Regions from separate parts of the Homo sapiens genome. Here region 2 is linked to region 1. A link is an interaction called in ENCODE POLR2A ChIA-PET data of the cell type or tissue named here. Cell type or tissue: MCF 10A. All regions are shown on one strand. Each heading gives the region's core, and the rest is flanking DNA. Links, peaks and the distances in the headings are about the cores only. Region 1 overlaps CDH3 (cadherin 3). Region 2 has its middle 30 kb from the start of CDH3.

What was found. ChIA-PET counts read pairs that join two places held together with the same protein. Peaks named below come from ENCODE experiments on the same cell type or tissue, not always from the same donor. Only the 100,000 strongest peaks of a DNase experiment are listed, where the experiment ranks them.
Region 2: POLR2A ChIA-PET joins it to region 1 with 5 read pairs; 4 of 35 experiments call an interaction of 5 or more read pairs at or near these places.

Annotation. Positions count from the first base shown.
Region 1 is chr16:68,664,633-68,673,468 of GRCh38, forward strand. All of the region lies in intron 2 of CDH3 (cadherin 3), which reads left to right. Among named protein-coding and RNA genes, the nearest start is that of CDH3-AS1, 23 kb to the left of the region's middle. In MCF 10A, for the core only: no CTCF peak of the experiment used is centred there; a DNase peak (open chromatin) is centred at 3,769.
Region 2 is chr16:68,610,775-68,619,610 of GRCh38, forward strand. No RefSeq gene overlaps it. Among named protein-coding and RNA genes, the nearest start is that of CDH3, 30 kb to the right of the region's middle. In MCF 10A, for the core only: no CTCF peak of the experiment used is centred there; no DNase peak of the experiment used is centred there.

The DNA.
Region 1 (8,836 bases), core at 1,548-5,547:
AATGAAAGAAGCATAGCATTTTATTGATATTATTATTATTATTTTGAGACAGGGTCTCTCTCTGTTGCCCAGGCTGGAGTGCATGGTGTGATCACGACTCACTGCAGCCTTGATCTCCCAGGCTCAGGTGATCCTCCCACCTCAGCCTCTCAAGTAGCTGGGACCACAGGCATGCACTATCACTCCCAGCTAATTTTGGTAGAGATGGGGTTTCGCCATGTTGCCCAGGCTGGTCTCAAACTCCTGGACTTAAGTGACCCACCCGCCTTGGCCTCCCAAAGTGCTAGAATTACAGGCATGAGCCACTGTGCCTAGCTGCATGGCATTTGGGATTTAATTTCCTATGCTTGCCTCTATGGCAGTTGATCCTATTTTTAAACTTTCTGCTTATCTTAGGATTCTGAATGGCCTTCACCTTCCTGTCCTTCTGTGTTGCTTTTTAAATCACTGCCCCTGGTTTTTAATACTTTATTGTGCTTTTTAAAGCACAACACAGCTGGGCACAGTGGCTCATGCCTGTAATCCCAGCACTTTGGGAGGCTGAGGCGGGCAGATCATGAGGTCAGGAGATTGAGACCAGCCTGGCTAACATGGTGAAACCTCACGTCTACAAAAGATACAAAAAATTAGCCGGGTGTGGTGGCATGTGCCTGTAGTCCCAGCTACTCGGGAGGCTGAGGCAGGAGAATCACTTGAAACTGGGAGGTTCAAGTGAGCCGAGATCATGCCACTGCACTGCAGCCTGGGTGACAGCGTTAGCCTCTGTCTCAAAAAATAATAAATAAATAAATATAAAGCACAACACATCATATTTGACCCTAACAAGCACCTGGGGGTGTGTGTGTGTGTGTATTCCCATTTTAGAGACTGGAAATTAAGCAGCAATAAATGGCTTACATTTATTGAGTACTTACTGTTAAACAGTTTAGAGATTAAGTGATTGACGCAAGGCTGCAGAGCCAGTACACAGCACTTTTACCTACCAGACCCTTAATTGTTACCACAGCTGTCTCAGGTTGATCACTGGGATCTTTGTTCTGGCATGGTCCTTGAGGATGGTAGCCAGTGAGCCAGACAGCACACCTCATGCTGAGTCAGCCGCGTTCCAAACTCTCAGAGTGCCTAGTTTGGGTTTCACTCTGGGAGGGAAGACTCACCTCCTAAGGGTTATGAGGAACTTGATGAACACAGCAGAGCTTTCGTCAGCCAAAACTCCCCTGGAACTGCTTTCTCCACCCTCAACGACATGGGGTTGCCATATAATTTTTCTAGTCGGGGGAAAAACTCACATCAAATTCTGATTGAAAATCAAATACATGTTTACTGTGGAAAAACTGGAAGGCAAAATGGGGGCCTACCACCCATACGGGACCTTTGTCTTTTCAAAGGAATATTTGAAATCAATCATCCATTTCCCAATCTTTCCACCTGAGTCTTTGTTGAGGGTATCTGATCTGAGGCAGAGGGCCCGAGTCTGAATGATTTCACCACTCACTCTCCAGGCTTGCCTCCCCAGTATCCCAGCTTCCTCTTCTGCTTGGCTGGGTCAGAGAAGGGCTGCAAGCTGAGGCCCTCACACACCCCGTCAGCCCTATCTGTGAGAAGATCCAGGTCCAGGGGGCCTGTGTATAGATGGGTGCCATCCGCCAGGTGTAACTGCACTCCACCTGGGTTCTGTTGCCCTCCAAGAGCTGCTCTGCTTACAGCTCTGGGGAAAAAGGCCTGGACACCCAATAGGTGCACCCAGGGCTCTGGCAGGCCCTTGCAGAGCTGCCCCAAGCTTGCTAGGCAAGGGCAATGGGCCTCCCAGCATGCCCAGGGGTGGGTCCCAAGTGAATCCAGGAGCCCCAAGGCCTCTTGGGATCCCAGCATGTGCAGCCTCTTCCCCCCACCCCACTTTGCTGCCCTATGACCTCTCCCGTGGGTCTCCTCAAAACGGGTCTGGCTCACTGGCCACCATCTTGGTTTTCTTGTGCGTGGAAAATACTTGGTGACGGAGAGAGGCAGACCACAGCCTTGGCACCAGGGCTCAGCCCCTCTCTCTCTCTTCTTTTTGGTACAAGAATAAAACTATAAATATTTTATATAATAATTGTCAGCCTTATGCTATAAATGGCTTTATGACCTGCTTTTTTCCCCCCTCTGCAAAATACTTTTTCCTGGGTAGGTTTTCTTTTATAGTATTTAAGGCTGTAGATTAGGCATTTGGGTGACTGTGGCACAGCATAATTAACTGTTCTGTTGAGAGTTAGGTTGTTGAGACCTTTTTTTGCTTTTTTTCCCTATTAAGCAAGTCACGAACATCCTGGCAGGTATGGTTTTGTCACATCTGGGATGGTATCTTGGCACAATTCCTGGGTCAATGGGCTTGTTTAAGGCATTTTAATTTGCCAGAAAGGTTGTGCCAGTTAATATTCCCCCACCCCTAGCAATATATAGCAGCACCCGGTTCCCAACTGTGACACAGCACTTGCCCTTTTAATTTGTATTTCTTAGTTGGTGAACTTTTTTCTATATGTAGTTTTACTTAGGAAAAATGCCAGAATCTTTCTTCAAGTCACTTCCACCTACTTTTCCCCGGTGCCCTCTTATCCCAATCCCTTAACAGAAGGTAGTGATAGCTATAAGGACAAATTTGTTTGTTTTGTGAGCTAGGTATGTCCCTAAAGCAAGCTAGAATAGAAATTTCCTAGGCAATCTCTTCCCCCAACTCCCCAGGCTGCCTTTTGGCCACAATATGTTTAAGATGATGTTTTCCTTTTCCTCTAGTCAAAATACCCAGAGATCAGTAGGGAAATTGGTGGAGAGTGATCACTTGATGGACATTTTGTCTACGGAAAGATGGGTGGTTTTATTTTGCCAGAACATCCAGTAATGTTGGACATCAGGACCAGATAGCACCTCCAGGAAGAGACAAGCTCCTGACCTTCAAGGGTATTCCCTTGGGAGTATGGAGGTGTCTAGGCAAATTCCAACCTAAAAGCAGGCCTGGAACATAAGAGGAATGAGTTCTTAGCCCAGCATCCATCAATTCTTATAAGTCTATTTAAAAAGCTTTCTTTTCCCAATAGCTCTAGTACCCCAGGGACCAAACTCTTCTTGCCCAAGTTTTATTAGTGGCGCCAGTTCAGGACCCGAGGCCAGGCTTGGCAGGATGATCTTTAGAGAGGAGCTTTGAACATAGGCCAGAGACTCCTGGTTTCCATTGGATGTCTTCTATCGAGTGCAGATACATAGAGCTCTGGCTTTTTTGTTGTTAATTTCTCTTTTTATTTATTTTTACCTATAATGTGTCCTATGATATTAATTGTTAATTTCTCTAGAAGCAGCCTCAGGTTACTGATTCCCTTTTTCCCTTCCCCGACAGTATTTTAGGGAATGTACATTTAGGCTCAGTGCTAAAAGCTGTCCATTTATATTGGTAGAGCAGGCACCTCTTCATCAGGTTCATTGACCTTGTAATTCAGAATCCTTGTGGGAGAAACTGAGGCTAATGCGGTCAAATGACTGTCTGAAGCCCTGGATGGGTGTGGAAGAAAGAGCTATGTTTAGGCTTTCATTTTCCAGCCTTAAATTCTGAACTATTGCCCCATGTGCTCATCATCAAGTTGCCCCAGAAAGAGTTTGATGCAAGCCCATTCATGCCCCCGTGATTTGGCCAAGATGTGTGGCCTTGTGGAACCATGCTGCAGTTAGGAACAGGAGTCAGTTTACTTCGCTGACTATTAAAAGATGGGGTAAAGGAGGGATGAGTGATGATGAGACCTGGTTTCGTATCAGTTTCATTATGAAACTAGTGATACAAGCCAGTGGTGCCAGGAAGCATCTGGGAGGAAATTGTAATGATCTGCCCCAGGGCTTACCATTTACTATGTCTTGACTCATAGCTTGCAGAGAAGACTACTCATGTTCCTACATGTGCCTAGCAAGTTTCCCTAGAAAGGCCAGCTTTTTCATGAAATCTCCGTCTTCTGCTTCCTCTGGTAAACCACAGAGGACCCCTACAAAACAGCCCTCTCCAAATGCAGACTGAGCCAGTTCCCTATTGTGCCCTCTGGTCCCATGTGTCACCATCTTTGATCAGCTTCATCCGTTGAGTAAAGCATACAGCTGTAGCTAACTTCTTCCCACTTTGAGAGAGAATTTTTCGATGGTATACATAGAAAGAGGCCAGGATGTGGATGTCAGAAGCCTAGGTTAATTGTAAGTAGTCTAAGGTACCTTTTTATTGAGAGCTTACCTTACTTACTCTGGGCCAGGCACAGTATTCAGTGCTGTTTGAACACTATCCCATTTAATCTTCCTAATAACCTGATGAGGTAGGTATTGTTTCATTTTCCAGATGAGGAAACTGAGCTTCTATATAATCATACAATTTGCCCAATCATGTGATAGATAAGTGACATTATAGGGATTGGAATCCAAGTCTTCTGGACTCCAAATTTCGTATTCTTCATTATTTCCCTGCCTTCAGGATTTGAAACCTGATCTTGCTGCTTCCTGGGGCAGTTCAACCCCTGGCAGCCTCTTGTTTCCTGAGTTGTCAGATTGGGAGAAGTAATACCACATTGCAGGTTATTTTGTGAGGATTTGGGTAGGAAAACACTTAGCTGGGTATCCTGAGCAGAGTGGGTGTTTGAAGCTTATTCCTATCAGTCTGGACCATTGCCCCTTGGTTGTGCTCTGTACCCAACTCAAAGCAGTTTAGAGCTGATGGGGCCAGCTCCTCAGATGTATCTGGAATATGCACCCTGAGTGGGAGGCACATACACCTATAATACATGACCGTTGGCTTCCCCTTGATTATTGACACTGTCCCTTCTACAAATAGATGCACAGCCCAGATACTGTGCTACAAATATGTGGAACCATGTAACAGTGGAAATATGCCAGAAGACAGGGTAGTAGAGTGAGTTGTACACTCTAGTGGGAAGCAGATTTTGTAGACAGCGGGAAGAGGATTTCTAGCTCCTGGTGGGGTGGCGGGGGGGGTGGGCGGTAGCAGCTCTCAGAGTTTTGGGGATTAAGTCTTCTGAGTAGTAGGGGAGTCAATCCATTAGCCTCCTTCTGGGTTACCTGGTGGGAGAGGATTGGAGTCATTGAGTCTCTCCTTAAAGGAAATAATTGACAGAATTGTCTGGTTAGCCCTTTACTGGCTAAAGATCTTCCCTTAGGAAGAGGGCTGTTTTAGGATTGAGAAAAGTGGCCAGGCACAGTGGCTCATGCCTGTAATCCCAGCACCCTGGGAGGCCAAGGTGGGAGGGTCACTTGTGCCCAGGAGTTCTAGACCAGCCTGGGAAACAGCAAGACCCTGTATCTACCAAAAAAATAAAAGTGACCTTTAGTCACTCACTTTGGGAGGCCAAGGTGGGTGGATCACTTGAGTTTGAGACCAGCCTGACCAACATAGTGAAACCCTGTCTCTACTAAAAATACAAAAAATTAGCCGGGCCTGGTGGCGGGCGCCTGTAGTCCCAGCTACTCGGGAGGCTGAGGCAGGAGAATGACGTGAACCTAGAAGGCGGAGCTTGCAGTGAGCCGAGATTGCGCCACTGCACTCCAGCCTGGGCAACAGAGCAAGACTCTGTCTCAAAAAAAAAAAAAAAAAAAAAGAACATCATTAGTACTTAAGTAGTTCTTGAATGAATGCTGCATTGACGAACCTGGCTTTAGAACCTGACCACCCTGGGTTCTCATTCTAATTCCAAGCTGTTCGACCTTTGGCTAGTCATCTCACCGCCACCACCCCTCACCCCCAGCCCTAGTTTCCTCATGTGGTAAATGGTGGGTAATGGTCTGTAAGGTTCTGGGGGTCTACACATTCCCGGTTGGGGTTTATTTTTCTTGAAATGGTTTTGCTCTGTCTCCAGCTGGGGTGCAGTGGCAAGAGCATGGATCCCTGTAACCTCGACCTCCTGGGCTCAAGGTATCTTCCCACCTCAGTTACCTAAGCAGCTGGGACTACATCATGGTTTGGAGTTTCAACTTGTACGTTACTCATGATGGTTCTGTGAAGTGTAATATCCATCTTCCAAATGAGAAAGCATAAATACCTAATAAGTTAATTCAAGTTCTACATCAGCAGTGATATTTCCAATTAATGGATTCTTGAGGGACTTTCACAGGGTCTTCAGCCCAGCTTTAAATAATACTGAATCAGCCTGGCACAGTGGCTCATGCCTGTAATCCCAGCACTTTGGGAGGCCAAAGCGGGTGGATCGCTTGAGGCCAGGAGTTCGAGACCACCCTGGCCAACATGGTGAAACCCTGTCTCTACTAAGAATACAAAAATTAGCTGGGCGTGGTGGTGCACTCCTGTAGTCCCAGCTACTCAAGAGGCTGAGGCAAGAGAATCGCTTGAGCCCGGGAGGTGGAGGTTGCAGTAAGCTGAGATTACACCACTGCACTCCAGCCTGAGTAACAGAGCGAGACTGTGTCTCAAAAAAACAAAAACAAAAAAGTAGTACATAAATATTATCTATTAATAGTAATTTAGAAGGGGAGGGATTTTAGATTGATGTACTTTTTTTTTTTTTTTTTAAGAGACAGGGTCTAGCTATATTGGCCAGGCTGGACTCAAACTCCTGGGCTCAAGCAATCTGCCCACCTCAGCCTCCCAAGTAGCTGGTACTACAGGTGCCTGCCACCATGCCCAGCTGAGATTTGATGCCCACTTGCTAGGTTTGCCATAACAAAGTGCCAGGTACTGGGGTGGCTTAAATAACAGAAATTTATTTTCTTATAGTTCTGGCTTGTAGATGGACAACTTCTCCCTGTGGCTTCACATAGTCTTCCCTCTGTAACTACCTGTGTCCAAACCAAACTTCTTCCTCTTCTAAAGATACCAGTCATGCTGGATTAGGGCCTAGCCTAATGAGTTCATTTTACCTTTTTTTTTTTTTTTTTTTGAGATGGATCTTGCTCTGTTGTCCAGGCTGGAGTGAGGTGGTGCGATCTCGGCTTACTGCAACCTCTGTCTCCTGGGTTCAAGCGATTCTCCTGCCTCAGCCTCCCGGGTAGCTGGGACTACAGGCGCAGGCCACCATGCCCAGCTAATTTCTGTATTTTTAGTAGAGACGGGATTTTACTATGTTGGCCAGGCTGATCTCAAACTCCTGACCTCAGGTGATCCGCCCATCTTGCCCTCCGAAAGTCCTGGGATTACAGGCGTGAGATACCATGCCTGGCTGACTTCATTTTACCTTAATTACCTCTTTAAGGTCCCTGTCTTCACATTTAATGGCCATTTTAGGTACCAGTGGTTAGGACTTCAACATAAGAATTTTGGAGGGACACAACTCGTGTTAAGGGAAAACTTGGACCTGCAGAAAAATTGAGAAAATAAGTTGCCAACAGGTAGTCATGGCCAAATGGTTATTGCAGTGAACTTGAAAATAAGTTTCTGTAAAATTAGCCGGGCGAGGTGGCGGGCGCCTGTAGTCCCAGCTACTCGGGAGGCTGAGGCAGGAGAATGGCGTGAACCCCAGGGGGCGGAGCCTGCAGTGAGCCGAGATTGCGCCACTGCACTCCAGCCTGGGCGACAGCGAGACTCCGTCTCAAAAAAAAAAAAAATAAATAAATAAAAAATAAAAAAAAAAGAAAATAAGTTTCTGATGACCTTCATCATTGGGAAAGGTCATTTCAGTCATTTTTCTGTGCATAGTTACATGTATTATATAGTAGTTCTGCATTCTTATTTTGTTTTACTATCATAGTATAAGAACTTCCCTATATAAAGTGTTATATTGCATAGCTGGATAAATAACCTATGGAGTAAGTGCCCCCATAGATTATTTGACTTTTGCCCTATATTGAAGATGATTTAACCTTTGCCACATTATCGTTCCTGGTCCTTCTAGCACTAAGGCAAAGCACTCATCTTCTGAGGACAGAAGATGAGTCTACAAAGCTGTGTGCTGGCAATAAAGGGCAGGGCCACCTGGGGATCGTGTGGCCCCTGGGACCCTCTGGAACTGAATCAGGCCCAGATCTCCTTTCCCCTTCCTCCCACTGGCCAAGCACGTCACAGCCCAGCACTCCTCGGCGGGGATGTCGTCAAGGAGGCAGGGCTGGTTCCTAAGCGATCTTCTCTTTCTTGTGATCACATTCCAGCCTTCCCACAGAGGATCCTTCTGTGTGTGGTAAGCTTTTGGGCTCTGAGGCAGCTCTTTAGGGTCCCCAAGCCCCTCTGTCCTCTCCCATTCACTGAGTCCACTGCCTAAAAGATGGCCAGTGTCTTAACTTCCTTTGCCTGGATGAGTTTTGCCTGGTTTTGAACTTCCTGTTAGTGGAATCTTGCATATGTCCTCTCATATCTGGCTTCTACTACTCAACCTTATGTTTGTTAAATTTCCCATGTAGTTGCCTGTCCTTGTGCTTCATTCACTTCATTATGTGAATATACCCAGTGTTTCTACCCATTCTCCCTCATTGTTTGGGCCGATTCTGGCTTAGCTATTATGAATAGTGCTGTTATGAACATTATAATACATAGGTTTTGGCAAATGTATTTTTGTTGGGTCTGTACATCACAGTGGACTTTCTGGGTCTTAGGGAATTAATATATCAATATGTACTGCCAAATTGTTTTCCAAAGTGATTGTCTTCCCATATCAGACTTTTGTTTGTGTGTGTGTTAAAATAGGCATAACATAAAATGTACCATTTCAACCATTTTTAAGTAAATAATTCAGTAGCACTAAGTACATCCACAGTTTGTGCAACATCGCCATTATCTATCTCCCGAACTTTTTCATCATCCCCAACAGAAACTCTGTACTCATTAGGCATTAGGTAGTAGTTCCCCTCCCCTCTCTCTCTCTCTAGCCCCTGGTCA
Region 2 (8,836 bases), core at 1,877-5,876, 54 kb before region 1:
TCTTGTTGCCCAGGCTGGAGTGCAATGGCATAATCTCAGCTCACTGCAACCTCCGCCTCCTGGGCTCAAGTGATTCTCCTGCCTCAGCCTCCCAAGTAGCTGGGATTACAAGCGTGCGCCACCACACCTGGCTAATTTTTGTATTTTTAGTAGAGATGGGGTTTCTCCATGTTTGCCAGGCTGGTCTCAAACTCCTGACCTCAGGTGATCCACCCGCCTCAGCCTCCCAAAGTGCTGGGATTACAGGTGTGAGCCACCGCGTCCTACCGGGAGGTGGTTGTTAATTGGACTAGGTTTGGTTCAGTTCAGGAAAGCCTTCATCACCAGGCTAAAGAATCTGGACTCAATACCCAAAGACAATGGGGACCATCGAAGATTGTTGAACACGAGGAGTTCATCATCTGAGAAGCGTTTTAGCAAAATTAAGCTGAGCAAGCAGCAGTGAGAAGGAGGATGTTTTGAAGAGGAGGTAAACTGAAGGTGGGACAGGGAAACGAACTAGTCATTGCAAGGACAGTTAAGAAGTTGTTGCAAGGCCAGGCACGGTGGCTCATGCCTATAATCTCAGCACTTTGGGAGGCTGAAGCGGGAGGCTCACTTGCACCCAGGAGTTCAGAATCAGCCTGGGCAACATGGCAAAATTCTGTCCCTACAAAAAATACAAAAAAGGCCGGGCGCAGTGGCTCAAGCCTGTAATCCCAGCACTTTGGGAGGCGGAGGCAGGCGGATCACCTGAGGTCAGGAGTTCGAGACCAGCCTGACCAATATGGAGAAACCCCATCTCTACTAAAAACACAAAATTAGCCGGGCGCGGTGGTGCATGCCTGTAATCCCAGCTACTTGGGAAGCTGAGGCAGGAGAATCGCTTGAACCTGAGAGGCGGAAGTTGCAGTGAGCCGAGATGGCGCCACTGCACTCCAGCCTAGGCAACAAGAACGAAACTCTGTCTCAAAAAAAAAAAAAATCCCAAAAAATTAGCTGGGCATGGTGGCACGCGCCTGTGGTGCCAGCTACACCTACTGAGATGGGAGAATCCCCTGAGCCTGGGAGGTCAAGGCAGCAGTGAGCTGAGATTGAATCACTGCACTCTAGCCTGGGTGATGGAAGTAAGACCCTGTCTCAAAAAAAAAAAAAAAAAAAAGAAAGAAAGAAGCTGTGGCAGAAATGAAGCAAGAACGTAGGGTTAGATCATGAAAGAAAGGACTAGAAAGGAAAGTATCAACTTGGGCCACATATCTATTTTGTTGTTGTTGGGTTTTCTTTTTCTTTTCTCAAATATCTGTGTTTTATACATGGGCTGTGACCTCACTTTTATAAAACCATGTATTATTAGTATTGTGTGTGTTTTAAAATATAATCTATGTGGTCTTGTAAGTCACAAGGCTTGACACTAGTTAGCTGAAGAGGCTTCTGGGGAAGTGTTGGGGTATATGTGTGCATGTTTTGTTTTTAATAAAACCATGTGGTTTTTTAAATATTTATTTATTTATTTATTTATTTATTTTGAGACAGAGTCTCACTCTGTCCCCCAAGCTGGAGTGCAGTGGCAGGATCTTGGCTCACTGCAACTTCTGCCTCCCGGATTCAAGCGATTCTCCTGCCTCAGCCTCCTGAATAGCTAGGATTACAGATGCATGCCACCATGCCCAGCTAATTTTTGTATTTTTAGTAGAGACAGGGTTTCACCATGTTGGTCAGGCTGGTCTCGAAATCCTGACCTTGTGATCTGCCCACCTCAGCCTCCCAAAGTGCTGGGATTACAGGCATGAGCCACCGTGCCCAGCCTCCATGTATTATTTTTAATCCTCACAAAAACCTTGTGAGGTAGGATATTGTTAGCTCTCCCTTACAGGTGAAGAAACCGAGGCTGAGAGAGAATTGGAAGCACTTGCTCAGGGTCATAGCCGGTACTTTACGACTCCAGCATGTCTTCCCCAGGTACCCTGAAGGAATAATTCAGTGGGCATCATGATTAATTGGATTGGGACAGGAGGAGGAGAAGAGGAGAGGATCAAAAATGACCAGAACACTTCCAGCTTGACCAAGTGGAAAATAATCAGCAGGTCAGGAGGGAGTGCTGGGTTGATGGGGGAATGTTTAAGCCAAAGGAGTGAATACCTAATGGCAAAATTTGGTGCATCAGATTGGGGTTTATGGGAAAGCCCATAAGTGCTCTCCTTGTTGGCTGGCCTTGCCACTGACACCTGAAGCCTGCTAGCAACTGAACAATTTCAAGAGAAAAAAAAAAATCAACCCCATACTTTCTGGCGAATGGTGTGTTCCTTTGAGTACTTGGGTCTTTTTCTACATCAGCAGCTTGGCAGCTTGTACTATCTGTGGCTCTGACTATGCAGCCTGATTGATTGACCAGGCTTAAAAGGCCTGTTCTTGAATTTGAGATCTCAGGCTTCCAGTCCCTATAGATCATCAACAAAGACCAAAAGGCCTGGCATGAACCCGAGGTTATTATTCACTGGAGAAGACATTATAAACCACAGGAACATAAAGCCCAGCAGGCAGGAATGACCGCCCAGCTCACTAGGCACACAGTGTCCTCACTCCTCCATCCAGCATGATTCATAATTAAATCTTCAGGCAGGAGGCAAACTAGAATTTTGTGTAAACTGGCATTGGAGAGACACTTTGAGTGTAGTTTAATTTCAAAGTTCTAGACCTCCAGAATTTGACATGCTTGTGACATTTCAAGTACAGGCTGTCCCTCCCTACCCCTCACTGGGACTATATCCTGGGGAGAAATGACCCAAAGGGAAAAAAATTGTGGGATCACTAGCTAAACTCTAGGTTTAGAAAACTGTACCATTATACAGACTCCATGTATGTTACATATATCATGGTGGAAACTAAAAGACCATCTGTGGACAAAAGACATACAGAATTCATACATAAAAAAGACATTTAAATGGCATTTATTCATATTACAGGGTCACCATGCTGCACAACTCCAGGGGGCAGCACTCCCATTGGATTCTATTCACAGAGATATATTTTTTGATGATTTGTAAGATAAGATACTCAACCTCTCATAATAAGAGAAATGTTAATTAAAACAATAAGGTACTGTTTTCCATGTTTTGGATTAGCAAATCAAAGAGTTGACAGGATCCCATGTTGGTGGTAGTGTAATTTGGTACCCCTTTTATGGAGGGTGTAGAGAGTACTGTGGACTGGCTCTCTCAATCTGACTCATTCCACCCTCTTCTAGGTGGAGACATTGGAAAGCTAAACCTACACGTCCCAGACTCCCTTGCAGCTAGAGTTTTGGATAGAAATTAGGTCCTACTAGTTAGAAGAATTAATGAGACACGGGGTAGGTGATGGAAAGACAAAGGCCATTTTCTCTGTACTTTTGGCTATCTCTGCTGTCAAGGAGGGTTGTGGAGACCTGAGATTTTTCTGCAGCATATTCAGAGTCCATTATCTGGCATCCTAGGTGTCAGTAGTGACATTTTGATCCTAACTTCTGGCTGCAGTTCCAGTAGTGATCGCAGAGGAGTGGCTTCCCCAGAAAGTTACCTGTGTATTGACCTCTTGGAGGCCCAGGCCAAAGCCCCTCCTACAGTCATTTCAGCAATTTTGTGAACACCTAATTTCCTCCATTAAATCTCCTGCTTGAACTACCTAAAGTGGTTTCCGGTTCTTGCACAAAACCCCAGTTGCTATAGAGCATAACTTAAATAAATCTATAAAAGTTGAAAGTGCAAATATGAGGCCAGGCATGGTGGCTGACGCTGTAATCCCAGCACTTTGAGAGGCTGAGGAGGGAGGATCCCTGGAGCCCAGGAGTTCAAGACCAACCTGAGTAACATAGTGAGACCCCGTCCTACAAAATATCAAAAAAATTAGCTGGGCATGGTGATGCATGCCTGTAGTCCCAGCTACTCAGGTGGTTGAGGCAGGAGAATTGCTTGAGCCCAGAAGGTCAAGGCTGCAATGAGCCGTGGCTGTGCCACTGCACTCCAGCCTGGGTGACAGAGTGAGACTGTGTCTCAAAAAACAAACAAACAAATGCAAAGAAAATGCAAATAAAATATGCCTCTTAGCTAGTACTTCTACTCCTAGGAATGTATCTAACAGATATGTTTTTACATGTGTGAAATAATTTATGCACAAGGATATTCACTGCACCATTGTTTACAGTAGTAGAAGATCAGAAATGAGCCAAATGTTCATCAGTAGGAGATCAGCTAAATAAATCAGGGAGATCCATTTCAGTGGAATACTATGCAGCAGTTTAAAAAAAAAAGGAAGAAAAATAATCAGAGAGCTTGCTATATACTCATAGAGAACAACCTCTAAATTATATAAAGTGAAAGTAAGGTCCAGAACACTATGTCAAAAAATGGAAAGAAGGGCTGGCCATGGTGGTTCACACCTGTAATCCCAGCACTTTGGGAGGCCAAGGCAGGTGGATCACCTGAGGTCAGGAGTTCGAGACCAGCCTGGCCAACATGGTGAAACACCATCTTTACTAAAAATACAAAAAATTAGCTGGGTATGGTGGCATACACCTGTAATCCCAGCTACTCGGGAGGCTGAGGCAGAAGAATTGCTTGAACCTGGGAGGTGGGGGTTGCAGTGAGCCAAGATCGCACCACTGTACTCCAGCCTGGGCAACAGAGTGAGACTCCATCTCAGAAAAAAGAAAAAAAAATCAATACATTCTCTTTTTTTTTTTTTTTTTTTTTTTTTTTTTTAGAGCTGGAGTGCAGTGGCACCATCACGGTTCACTGCAGCCTCAACCTCGAGGGCTCAAGCAATTTTCCCACCTCAGCCACTTGGGACCACAGGCATGTGCCACCACACCAGCTAATTTTTGTATTTTTTATAGAGACAGTGTTTTGCTATGTTACCCAGGCTGGTCTTGAACTCCTGGGCTCAAGCCATCTGCCTGACTCAGCCTCCCTAAGCGCTGGGATTACAGGTGTGAGCCACCACACCTGGCCAATAAAATTTTATTAAAATAAAATAAAATAACCTGCATTTCCCCACAATTTAGAGAATCTCAGAGAGTCCTTTCCTTTCCATTTCCTCTCTCTCTTGTTGTCTCCCCCATGAGAATCAGCTAAGGGACTTAGGCAGGGTTGTGGCTCAAGCTGATCTCTTGTGACAAAAGTTCTTTCTCCTGAAGCCTCTGTGACATGATAGGAAGAGGTCCCAGCAAATCCCACAGAACTGGTCAGTGAGAGAGCCCCCAATCCTGGCCTCTCTTTTCTACTCAGCTCGTTGCTTCAATAATCCCTGCCCCTTTCTCCTGCATCGTTGATCTTCTTCGCCCTTTGGATCTTCCCATCAGCCTTCAGTCATCCTTAAATTATCAACGTTAAAAAAAAACAAATACCCCCGGTTGGGCACGGTGGCTCATGCCCATAATCCCAGCACTTTGGGAGGCTGAGGCTGGCGGATCACGAGGTCAGGAGATAGAGGCCATCCTGGCTAACACGGTGAAACCCCATCTCTACTAAAAATATAAAAAAATAGCCGGGCATGGTGGCAGGCACCTGTAGTCCCAGCTACTTGTGAGGCTGAGGCAAGAGAATCGCTTGAACCTGGGAGGTCGAGGCTGCAGTGAGCTGAGATGGCACCACTGTACTCCAGCCTTGGTGACAGACCGAGACTCTGTCTTAAAATTAAAAACAAACAAACAGAAAGCCCAAATAGCTATCATAGGGATGGATAGTGTACCAGCCAGGCTTTCTCAGGCCCGAAGGCAGAATCTTGTCTGTCCAGATGACTCTGAGCAACGCTGAGGGTTTATCAGACAGGGAGGTGCTGAGAGCCAGAAACTGTTCCCCAGGGCAGGATGGCCAGGGAGGGTGGAGAGCGGAGCTCCACCTCAGCATCACCTGGGGACATCGGAGCACAGCTTCCTGCCTTCTCCTTACTTAGCTGGTGTTTGTGCCTCCTGGGAGAGGCACCAGTGAGGCTGCTCCTGGTCTCTCCAGCCACATCTGGTTCTGAGAGGTCTCAGCCTACTGCCTGGGCTGCTATGTTGTGCCACAGGCCCCCATCCCCCCGGACCATGGTTGACTGACCTAAGAGTGGACAGTAGACCCAGAAAGACACCGATTCTTCGGCTGGGCTGAGGCAGTCAGGCTCTTTGTCCTGGAAATGTGGGACAGAGATGAAAGCAGTTAGAAGAAAGTTGAAAGGCAAGGTTGTATTGTGTTGGGGCTGTGGAGGGGCTGTGGAGGCCATGTCAGGTCAGGTGAGGAGGAAGAAGATGGCTTCGAGAGAAAGGGAAGGGCAGGGAGAGGCAGAAATGAGAAAGCCTGGTGGCCCAGAGAGCACAACCTTGGTTCTTGACTTTCTGGATCCAGTTCCTGATAGCCAGCCTTATCATTCCTCTTCTATCGCTGGATGCCCTGGAGTAAATCCCTCTTCATGTGAGCTGACTGTAGGTCCCAGGTCATCAGACTGGACCACCCTCCTCCCTCCTTAAGGCAGACAGCTACAGAACCTGAGTCACTCTTCCCTGTTCCTTGATGATTTCACATTTTCTCCAACACTAAGAATCATAATCACTTCAATACCAACAAAGAGGAGGACCCTTGAGAACATTATGCTAGTGAGAAGTTACAACTATCGTTCCGATAGCTGTAACCCCATAATCCTGATTTCAAGCATCCTGCTCGATAATCACTACCTCTACCTCCAGCCCGCTTTTCAAGTATTCCATCTCCAGTAATTCTTTGACTCCTTTTGGACCCACAATCCATTGATTCTACCACCTTTCCATCATCTCTTACACTTGACATTGCCTCACTTCCGTCTTTGCGTCTGACATTCCATGGTCCATCATTACAGTCACTCCTTTATATACATCCTCAACTTCTTTGCCCCTTTTCTGTAGTCACCCAGAAAAACACCGTTAATTCCAACTCTTCTACTCTACAGCTGTACCCGTGCAGCTGAACAGGCTGGGGAAAACTCACAACCACAGGGACTTATTTCAAATGCGTGACCATTAACTTCAAGTGGACCCCCGGGATTGCTTGGCAACCTTACCATCTTACCACCTTTCTCAGGCCATTCACTCTCCCACACTCCTAGAGATTATTTCGTGCCTTCTCTCTCTTCTCGTGCACAACCCGTCCTCCTGTGTGCTCACCCTCAGCCAATGATTTCATCACAAGAGAACTTCCATAAGCTCCCACACCCACACGCACCCTGCATCTGTGAACATGTGTGTGCCCCACCTTCCTTCCTTCCACAGCTTTTTTTTTTTTTTTTTTTTTTTTGAGGCAGAATCTTGCTCTGTTGCCTAGGCTGGAATGCAATGGTGCAATCTCAGCTCACTGCAACCTCTGCCTCCCAGGTTCAAGCGATTCATCTGCCTCAGCCTCCCAGGTAGCTGGGATTACAGGCTTGCGTCACCACGCCCAGCTAATTTTTGTATTTTTGGTAGAGACAGGGGTTTCACCATGTTGCCCAGGCTGGTCTCGAACTCCTGGCCTCAGGTGATCTGTCCGCCTCGGCCTCCCAAAGTGCTGGGATTATAGGCGTGAGCCACGGTGCCCAGCCTCTTTCCACAGCTCTGCATGCGATGTTTGTTTGTTTGTTGTTGTTGTTGTTGTTGTTTGTCATTTGACAAGGTCTCACTCTGTCACCCAGGCTAGGGTGCAGTGGCACAACCATGGTTCACTGCAACTTCGACCTCCCAGGCTCAAGTGATCCTCCCACCTCAGACTTCCAAAGTGCTGGGAATGCAGCCGTGAGCCACTGAAGCAGATCCCCTGTGCCCCTTTTTAAAGATCAACCCAGGTCAGGCGCGGTGGCTTACGCCTGTAATCCCAGCACTTTGGGAGGCCGAGGCGGGCAGATCACTTGAGGTCAGGAGTTCGAGATCAGCCTGACCAACATGGAGAAACCCCGTCTCTACTAAAAATTAGCCTGGCATGGTGGTGCATGCCTGTAATTCCAGCTACTCAGGAGGCTGAGGCAGGAGAATCGCTTGAACCCGGGAGGCGGAGGTTGCGGTGAGCCCAGATCATGCCATTGCACTCCAGCCTGGGCAACAAGAGCGAAACTCCATCTCAAAAAAATAAATAAATAAAAATAAAAAATAAATAAAAAATAAAAAAAAGATCAATCCATCACTTAGCAGTAGATCTTAGCCCCTTTTTTCCACTCAGCCAATTGCTTCAAAAATCCCTCCCTCTTTCTCCCGTATCCTCAGTCTCCTCCACCCATTGCATTTTTCCCATCAAACTTTAATCAGCCTGTAATTTATCAATGTTAAAAAAAAAATCCCAGCTACCCGGGAGGCTGAGGCAGGAGAATCACTTGAACCTAGGAAGCAGAGGTTGCAGTGAGCCGAGCTCGTGCCACTGCACTCCAGCCTGGCAACAGAGTGAGACTCCGTCTCAAAAAAACAAACAAAAAAAACTAATACCTGTTAGGCGAAGTGGCTCATGCCTGTAATCCCAGCACTTTGGGAAGCCAAGGCAGGAGGATCACTTGAGTCCAGGAGTTCAAGACCAGCCCCGGCAACATAGTGAGACCCCATCTCTACAGAAAAAAAAATTTTTTTTTGAGACAGAGTCTCGCTCTTGTCGCCCAGCCTGGAGTGCAATGGTGCAATCTCAGCTCACTGCAACCTCTGCCTCCCAGGTTCAAGCGATTTTCCTGCCTCAGCCTCCCAAGTAGCTGGGATTACAGGCATGCACCGCCACACCTGGCTAATTTTGTATTTTCAGTAGAGACGGGGTTTCACCATGTTGGCCAGGCTGGTCTCGAACTCCCGACCTCAGGTGATCCAGCCTCCTCGGCCTCCCAAAGTGCTGGGATTACAGGTGTGAGCCACCGTGCCTGGCCA